2 separate regions of the Homo sapiens genome follow, and region 2 is linked to region 1. Evidence: chromatin contacts called from ENCODE Hi-C or POLR2A ChIA-PET data. All regions are on one chromosome and are shown on one strand. Each heading gives the region's core, a stretch centred on a gene start or an enhancer-like site at or near the end of the contact. The rest is flanking DNA. Distances are from core to core; before and after follow the strand shown. Region 1 holds the start of ZSWIM7 (zinc finger SWIM-type containing 7). Region 2 holds the start of UBB (ubiquitin B).

Region 1 (4,472 bases), core at 1,315-3,814:
GGTGACAGACTGTCTCAAAAAAAAAAAAAAGAGGTAGTAAACTGAGAAAAAGAAAACTGTAGGATATACTAAACATAGGACCCAACAAAGATACAGAGAATTCCCAGATAATAATGGTTAAGAGAGATCTCAGCAAACAGCCGAGAGATCAGCCAGTCCATATTAAGCAAGTCCGAAGGCTCTAGAGATGTCTTCAGGAAGGTGAAACTGATAACATACTTCGTTCATCTGAACATCTTGAGGGGAGATTGAGAACACTAGTAAAGGATGTGAGGTTAAAGTAGGAATAAATATGTAAAAAACTAAATAAGCACATAAACAAAACCAAGATAGTTGTAACTCCAGGGAAATCCAAAAGTTACAAAGAAAACAAAAAGTAATCATAGCTTCCTACATGGTTCCACTGTGACTAGTTTATATATCATCATACAAATAAAACTTGGAATCTTGATCTAAAAAAATTACCACTGAAGAATGGGGGTTAGGAAGGGTGCATAACTATATATTAATAGAAAAAAGATTTTGAAAAAGACAGAAAACAGGGCTTCTGAAAATAAACATGAATCAACAGCATTGGTTCCTGTGTCTGAACCATGGGTGTCAGGGGCAATGATTATGCCCCCTTCAGGACTGTCAATGTGTCTTGTGAACCTTCTTGTTGGAGGGAAAAAACCCAAAACTGGCTGGGCACGGTGGCTCACGCCTGTAATCCCAGCATTTTGGGAGGCTGAGGTGTCCGTATCACAAGGTCAGGAGTTTGAGACCAGCCTGGCCAATATGGTGAAACCCCGTCTCTTCTAAAAATACACAAATTAGCCGGGTGTGGTGGCATGCGCCTGTAGTCACAGCTACTTGGGAGGCTGAGGCAGGAGAATCACTTGAACTTGGGAAGCGGAGGTTGCACTGAGCTGAGATCGCCCATTGCACTCCAGCCTGGGAGACAGAGCAAGACTCTGTCTAAAAAAAAAAAACAAACCAACCCAAACTACTGTCAGTGTATGGATTAACCTATTCAGACACAGAACAGTTCTGGCGATTATTGTTTAAAGTGACAGCATTCCAAACCCTCAGGCCATCAAATCTGAGAGCCCAGAACAATTGTATAAGCTAACATCAGTTGGCTTTTTTCCCATCCTTTTTGGAAACAAGTATGTTTGAATACTTGGCTGCACTAATCTTTCAAGCACATATACTTAAGTCTCCTTAATTTTGACTGAGATGAGGAAACAAAGTTGGCTTATTTTTCTCAGTTCCTTAAAAACAGTAACTCAAGATAAACCCTTTCAAAATGCAGTACAGTACTTTTAAAACAAAAGCCATCCAAGTTGAATAAGCGATGGCAGTTTGGGGGCCTGATATGGCTGTTATTTATAAGGTGGCCATTTTTACATCCTAAGAGTAGTTCATTAGTCAATGCATTTTGAGTATATCAAATTTGATTTGATCTTATCCTAGCATACTCTGAACACATCTTGAGATCAACCCTTCTCAAGTGATTTTGGTGAGCATAGCCAAAGAGTACCCTCTGCTGGTCAGAAAAAAAATGGTGCTTTCACAATACCCAGATTTACTCCAACGATTGCATATGCATTTAGGTTTTGTGGCTCTTAAAATGCTTTTTTTTTTTTTTTTGAGATGGAATTTCGCTCTTGTTGCCCAGGCTGGAGTGCAATGGCGCGATCTCGGCTCACGGCAACCTCCGCCTCCCGGGTTCAAGCGATTCTCCTGCCTCAGCCTCCTGAGTAGCTGGAATTACAGGCGCCCGCCACCACGCCCAGCTAATTTTTTGTATTTTTAGTAGAGACGAAGTTTCACCATGTTGGCCAGGCTGGTCTCGAACTCCTGACCTTAGGTAATCCAACTGCCTCGGCCTCCCAAAGTGCTGGGATTACGGGAGTGAGCCACTGCGCTGGGCCTACTTTTTAAAGTGTATGGAAGCATTAACTTTAATGTTAACATCAGAATTTGAGAAAAAGAAGTTTAATAATTCAAAATTTCGTGTAAAATAATCAAGAACTCCACGTTTCTATCACTCACTGTAGGCTCCCGTCCCTTCCACCCCCGGGCGGGGACCCCTCCCAGCGACCCGGCCAGCTCTCAGCACTTCGGTCCCCACTGGCCTACTCGCTCCGACGGAGGGGCTCCTGCAACTGCGCTGTACCGTAAATATTTGCTGAATCGATTTGACTTTTACTTGTTCCAATTTCGCTTTTTTGTTGTTTTGTTTTTTTGTCTTTTTACGAACAAGAGGTTTAGAGAACCACATGGAAAAAAGGCAGGGCCAGGCCCGGACACCCCGCCTCCTGCCTCCCGGCCCGGCGGTGCCCGGATGCCCCGCCCGCGCCCATGGCGCAGCCACACACGACCTCGGTCCCGTACTTCGCGCGCTCTCCTGCACCGCCGCCGCCATCTCGCTCAGGAGCTCCTCCACAACCGCCGGCAACACTACGGCCATCGCGCCGCAGGACACGCCCTCCACGACCGGCGGACCGCCGCGACGCTCCAGCTGACTGCGCCTACCTGTGGAGGATCCTGACCCCCCGCCGGGGCAGGGCGAGACGGAGTGACGTCGGGGCGCGTCATCGCGCGTGCGGACGCAGGGATGTCCTGCTCAGTCGTCAGGGCCCGGCCAATCCGGAGGGCGCTCGGCGCGTGGTCGGGGGCCAGGAGCGCGTCTGGCCTGCAGTGCGCAGAGGACGCGGCGGGAGCATGTTCCGGCTCCTGAGCTGGAGCCTGGGCCGAGGCTTCCTGCGGGCCGCGGGGCGGCGGTGCCGGGGCTGCTCCGCGCGCCTGCTCCCGGGGCTGGCAGGAGGTCCGGGGCCCGAGGTGCAGGTGCCGCCATCCCGAGTCGCGCCGCACGGCCGGGGCCCAGGCCTGCTGCCGCTGCTGGCAGGTGAGGGGCGCGGGCCGGGCGGGGCCGGCCGGGCGGGGACAGGGGCGCGGGCCGGGCCCGATGACCTCAGAGCCCCTTCCCGCAGCGCTCGCCTGGTTCTCGAGGCCCGCTGCGGCAGAGGAGGAGGAGCAGCAGGGAGCCGACGGGGCCGCTGCCGAGGACGGGGCGGACGAGGCCGAGGCAGAGATCATCCAGCTGCTGAAGCGAGCCAAGGTGAGGCGGCTCCGGGCCCTGCGCCCGGCCGAGCGCGGTAGCCTTTGTGAGCGGGGTCTTGGCGTTGCTGCGCATTACTCTCTCCGCCTCGCCGAAGAGTGGATGGAGGCTCCGCGGGTAAAATTGCCGAGAATGAGGTGGGTCATCCGAGAGGGGATTGGAATCCATCCAGGCTTTTCCGACTCTAAGGCCTGCAGTAAAACCTCTGCAGTGTCAAGTGCAAATGGAGATGGCGCCCTAGGCATCACGCTTTATGCAAACGAAATATCGGGAACGTTTTGTAGTGGTTTTATCAATTAACCAGCCTATCTGAAATGACATAATTTCGCACGTATATAGCGGCCTGAAAATGGCAACTTAGTGTTGGTTATGCGGTTCGGTTCTCCTCCTGAATTCTTCCTTTTCTCCACATCCTTTTCTATTTTTTTTTCCTCCTCTTTTCCCAAGTTATCTCATCTCTTCCATTGAGCTAAATACCTACTCGATGCCAACAACGTCCAAATTTGTATTTCCATTCTGTAGTGTGCTACTGACATGCCATTTGCACTTTAGGACCATACCTACCTCTCAGATTTAACATGCCCAAAACTAAACGATCTTTAATGCCTCCTCAACATACGCTTTCGCCATCTCTTTACTACCATCAGTTTTTCAGCCTAAAAACCTCATAGTCATTCTTAAAACTTGTGGTACCTTACCATTGCCTTCCAATACACTTACAGTCCAGCAACAAGTCCTGTTGCCAACAAATGCAAAATATTTCTCAAATCTTTCCCCTTTTGTCTATCTCCCTTGCTGTCACCCTAGTGCAAACCATCATTGCCACCAACTATGCTCCAGTAGTCTTTCCTGGCCTCCTGGCCTCTTGCAATCTATTCTCCATGCAGAAACCAAAGCGACCAAAAAAAAAAAGAGTAAATTGGATTATGTCATCTCCTTGTCAGAAAGCTCTGAATGGCTACCCACTGCATTTATGATAAAATACAAACTCCTTGCCTTGGCTTGCAACACCCCACATGATCTAAACCAGCATATACCTTGCCCACCCATTTGGCAGTAATCCTCTGGCTCACCATCCTCCCTTCACATCTATTTCTTTGCATTTCTTCCTCAAAACCATTCTCTTCAGCTTGTAGGGACTTCACTCATTCTCTACCCTCTGTTTGAGTCATTGTTCTCCCCAGGTCCTTATTTGGTTGACTCATTCTCATCCTTACTACCTCAGTTTAGCTGTCACTTCCTTGGAAGGCTTCCCTAAGTCCTATTTAGAGGAGACCCCTTATCATTCCTTTCTGTCATCTTTATAGCTCTTATCATTAGTTGTAATTAAGCTTACTTGTCCTATATGGTCACCTCCAGCCTGCAA
Region 2 (4,010 bases), core at 1,072-3,571, 380 kb after region 1:
CAGGCACCAGGATCCAAACACATCTGCCTTACTCACCTTCCTTGGGTTATCTCCTTGCAGGACGAGTGGCCACACCCAGGGTGTAGGGAAACCCGTTGCTTGGTCCTAGCTGGTTAACCTCACCCTTGCACAACAAGCACGTCAATGGGAGCAGGATCAGCTACTTTCTTGTAGGTGAATTCCCGTTTTTGAAGTGGGGTTTCGGCTCCCTAATCTGCACTTTTTTTTTTCCTACCAGTTTGGAGAAACAGCTGGGAAGAACTGGATTTGCAGGTATTGCTGGAGCCAGAGCGAAGCCCGGCCACTGTCACCATGGGCTCCAGCCTCGCCTCTCTGGGCCTGGTGGTGAGCGGCTTCAGCAACAGGTTTCCGGTCCCCGCAGAGGGTCCCACTCTGAACTCCCGATTTACAGACTGTTCTCGGGCCGTGATGAGGATTAAGACAATGCAACTAAGAGCACTCTGACTACAGAAGCATGATTTAAAGCTCCACAACCCTGCAATAACCACGAAGAAAAATAAAAAGCGGCTAGTCCGCCAGGCACGGTGGTTCATGCCTGTAATCCTAGCACTTTGGGAGCCCGAGGCAGGCGGATCTCCTGAGCCCAAGAGTTCAGTAACAGCCTGGGTAACATAGCAAGACTCTGATCTAACAACAAAAAAAAATTAGACCAGGAACAGTGGCTCACATCTGTAATCCCAGCACTTTGGGAGGCCGAGGCAGGCAGATCACCTGAGGTCAGGAGTTCGAGACCAGCCTGACCAACGTGGTGAAACCCCATCTGTACTAAAAAATACAAAAATTAGCCAGGCATGGTGACACGCACCTGTAATCCCAGCTACTCAGGAAGCTGAGGCAGGAGAATCGCTTGAACCAGGGAGGTGGAGGTTGCAGTGAGCCACATCACGCCACTGGCCTTCAGCCTGGGTGACAGAGTGAGACTCCGTCTCAAAAAATAAATACAAAATTAAAAAGCCAGGCGTGGTCCACGGTCCCAGCCACTTGGGAGGCTGAGGTGGCAGGATAACTTGAGCCCTGGAGGTCAAGGCTGCAGTGAACGGTGATCACACCACTGCACACCAGCCTGGGGACACAGCCAGACTTTGTCACAAAAAAGCAAAAACAACTGGCCAGTGTATGAGGGGCTCGTGTTTTTTGTTTGTCTGTTTGTTGAGACAGAGTCTCACTCTGTCGCCAGACTGGAATGCAGTGGCACATTCTCGGCCCACTGCAATCTCTGCCTCCTAGGTTCAAGCAATTATCTGCCTCAGCCTCCCAAGTAGCTGGGATTACAGGCGCCCGCCACCACGCCCGGCTAATTTTTTTGTATTTTTAGTAGAGACGGGGTTTCACCACCTTGGCCAGGCTGGTCTTGAACCCCTGACCTCATGATCCACCCGCCTCGGCCTCCCAAAGTGCTGGGATTACAGGCGTGAGCCTCCGCGCCCGGCCAGGGGCGCGCGTTTTTAAAACATGGGAGAGGGAATTGTGCTTCACAATCACCATCAGGTGTCTCGATATCGGGTGCCACGCCGTCCCGCTTCTGAGGCGCGGCGGCCCACTTTGGCAGGCCGAGGCGGGTGGATTACCTGAGGTCAGGAGTTCGAGACCAGCCTGACAAACATGGTGAAACCCCCGTCTCTACTAAAAATACAAAAAATTAGCCGGACGTGGTGGCGCATGCCTGTAATCCCAGCTACTTGGGAGGCTGAGGCAGGAGAATCGCTTGAACCCGGGAGGCGGAGGTTGCGATGAGCCGAGATCGCGCCATTGCACTCCAGCCTGGGAAACAAGAGCGAAACTCCGTCTCAAGAAAAAAAAGGAAAGACCCCCCCTCCTTCTCCCGCCGGAAATACCCTCTTTCAGGACGGCGCGCCTGTGCGGCGCACGCGCGCTCAGTTACTTAGCAACCTCGGCGCTAAGCCACCCCAGGTGGAGCCCAGCAACAACAGAGCCACCGCGTCCCCCACCAATCAGCGCCGACCTCGCCTTCGCAGGCCTAACCAATCAGTGCCGGCGCTGCAAGGAAGTTTCCAGAGCTTTCGAGGAAGGTTTCTTCAACTCAAATTCATCCGCCTGATAATTTTCTTATATTTTCCTAAAGAAGGAAGAGAAGCGCATAGAGGAGAAGGGAAATAATTTTTTAGGAGCCTTTCTTACGGCTATGAGGAATTTGGGGCTCAGTTGAAAAGCCTAAACTGCCTCTCGGGAGGTTGGGCGCGGCGAACTACTTTCAGCGGCGCACGGAGACGGCGTCTACGTGAGGGGTGATAAGTGACGCAACACTCGTTGCATAAATTTGCGCTCCGCCAGCCCGGAGCATTTAGGGGCGGTTGGCTTTGTTGGGTGAGCTTGTTTGTGTCCCTGTGGGTGGACGTGGTTGGTGATTGGCAGGATCCTGGTATCCGCTAACAGGTACTGGCCCGCAGCCGTAACGACCTTGGGGGGGTGTGAGAGGGGGGAATGGGTGAGGTCAAGGTGGAGGCTTCTTGGGGTTGGGTGGGCCGCTGAGGGGAGGGCGTGGGGGAGGGGAGGGCGAGGTGACGCGGCGCTGGGCCTTTCCGGGACAGTGGGCCTTGTTGACCTGAGGGGGGCGAGGGCGGTTGGCGCGCGCGCGCGTTGACGGAAACTAACGGACGCCTAACCGATCGGCGATTCTGTCGAGTTTACTTCGCGGGGAAGGCGGAAAAGAGGTAGTTTGTGTGGTTTCTGGAAGCCTTTACTTTGGAATCCCAGTGTGAGAAAGGTGCCCCTTCTTGTGTTTCAATGGGATTTTTATTTCGCGAGTCTTGTGGGTTTGGTTTTGTTTTCAGTTTGCCTAACACCGTGCTTAGGTTTGAGGCAGATTGGAGTTCGGTCGGGGGAGTTTGAATATCCGGAACAGTTAGTGGGGAAAGCTGTGGACGCTTGGTAAGAGAGCGCTCTGGATTTTCCGCTGTTGACGTTGAAACCTTGAATGACGAATTTCGTATTAAGTGACTTAGCCTTGTAAAATTGAGGGGAGGCTTGCGGAATATTAACGTATTTAAGGCATTTTGAAGGAATAGTTGCTAATTTTGAAGAATATTAGGTGTAAAAGCAAGAAATACAATGATCCTGAGGTGACACGCTTATGTTTTACTTTTAAACTAGGTCAAAATGCAGATCTTCGTGAAAACCCTTACCGGCAAGACCATCACCCTTGAGGTGGAGCCCAGTGACACCATCGAAAATGTGAAGGCCAAGATCCAGGATAAGGAAGGCATTCCCCCCGACCAGCAGAGGCTCATCTTTGCAGGCAAGCAGCTGGAAGATGGCCGTACTCTTTCTGACTACAACATCCAGAAGGAGTCGACCCTGCACCTGGTCCTGCGTCTGAGAGGTGGTATGCAGATCTTCGTGAAGACCCTGACCGGCAAGACCATCACCCTGGAAGTGGAGCCCAGTGACACCATCGAAAATGTGAAGGCCAAGATCCAGGATAAAGAAGGCATCCCTCCCGACCAGCAGAGGCTCATCTTTGCAGGCAAGCAGCTGGAAGATGGCCGCACTCTTTCTGACTACAACATCCAGAAGGAGTCGACCCTGCACCTGGTCCTGCGTCTGAGAGGTGGTATGCAGATCTTCGTGAAGACCCTGACCGGCAAGACCATCACTCTGGAGGTGGAGCCCAGTGACACCATCGAAAATGTGAAGGCCAAGATCCAAGATAAAGAAGGCATCCCCCCCGACCAGCAGAGGCTCATCTTTGCAGGCAAGCAGCTGGAAGATGGCCGCACTCTTTCTGACTACAACATCCAGAAAGAGTCGACCCTGCACCTGGTCCTGCGCCTGAGGGGTGGCTGTTAATTCTTCAGTCATGGCATTCGCAGTGCCCAGTGATGGCATTACTCTGCACTATAGCCATTTGCCCCAACTTAAGTTTAGAAATTACAAGTTTCAGTAATAGCTGAACCTGTTCAAAATGTTAATAAAGGTTTCGTTGCATGGTAGCATACTTGGTGTTTTGTCATGAAATTCTCTAGTGATGT

What was found. Hi-C counts contacts between places; a loop is a spot of excess contacts on that map. ChIA-PET counts read pairs that join two places held with the same protein, here RNA polymerase II (POLR2A). Pooled maps may share reads with other maps.
Region 2: a pooled map shows a loop between it and region 1 (19-fold over the local background). The contact joins the promoter of UBB here to the promoter of ZSWIM7 in region 1. A Hi-C loop is called at or near these places in 1 of 168 maps with a recorded cell type or tissue (HepG2), 1 of 37 single-sample maps with no recorded cell type and 9 of 50 pooled maps. POLR2A ChIA-PET finds 5 or more read pairs at or near these places in 3 of 52 experiments (CD4-positive, alpha-beta T cell, T-cell and activated CD4-positive, alpha-beta T cell).

Annotation. Positions count from the first base shown.
Region 1 is chr17:15,997,140-16,001,611 of GRCh38, forward strand. ZSWIM7 (zinc finger SWIM-type containing 7) reads right to left here and starts at 2,565. Exons shown (of 5, transcript NM_001042697.2): 1 at 2,380-2,565. The coding sequence starts at 2,455. It overlaps TTC19 (tetratricopeptide repeat domain 19), which reads left to right and starts at 2,685. Exons shown (of 10, transcript NM_017775.4): 1 at 2,685-2,893; 2 at 2,979-3,106. The coding sequence starts at 2,710. RefSeq lists silencers at 2,139-2,298, 2,649-3,038 and an enhancer at 2,439-2,528.
Region 2 is chr17:16,378,770-16,382,779 of GRCh38, forward strand. It overlaps UBB (ubiquitin B), which reads left to right and starts at 2,322. Exons shown (of 2, transcript NM_018955.4): 1 at 2,322-2,415; 2 at 3,133-3,971. The coding sequence starts at 3,139. The coding sequence ends at 3,828. It overlaps LOC124903937 (a long non-coding RNA gene), which reads right to left and starts at 577. Exons shown (of 2, transcript XR_007065643.1): 1 at 37-577. RefSeq lists an enhancer at 2,022-2,301.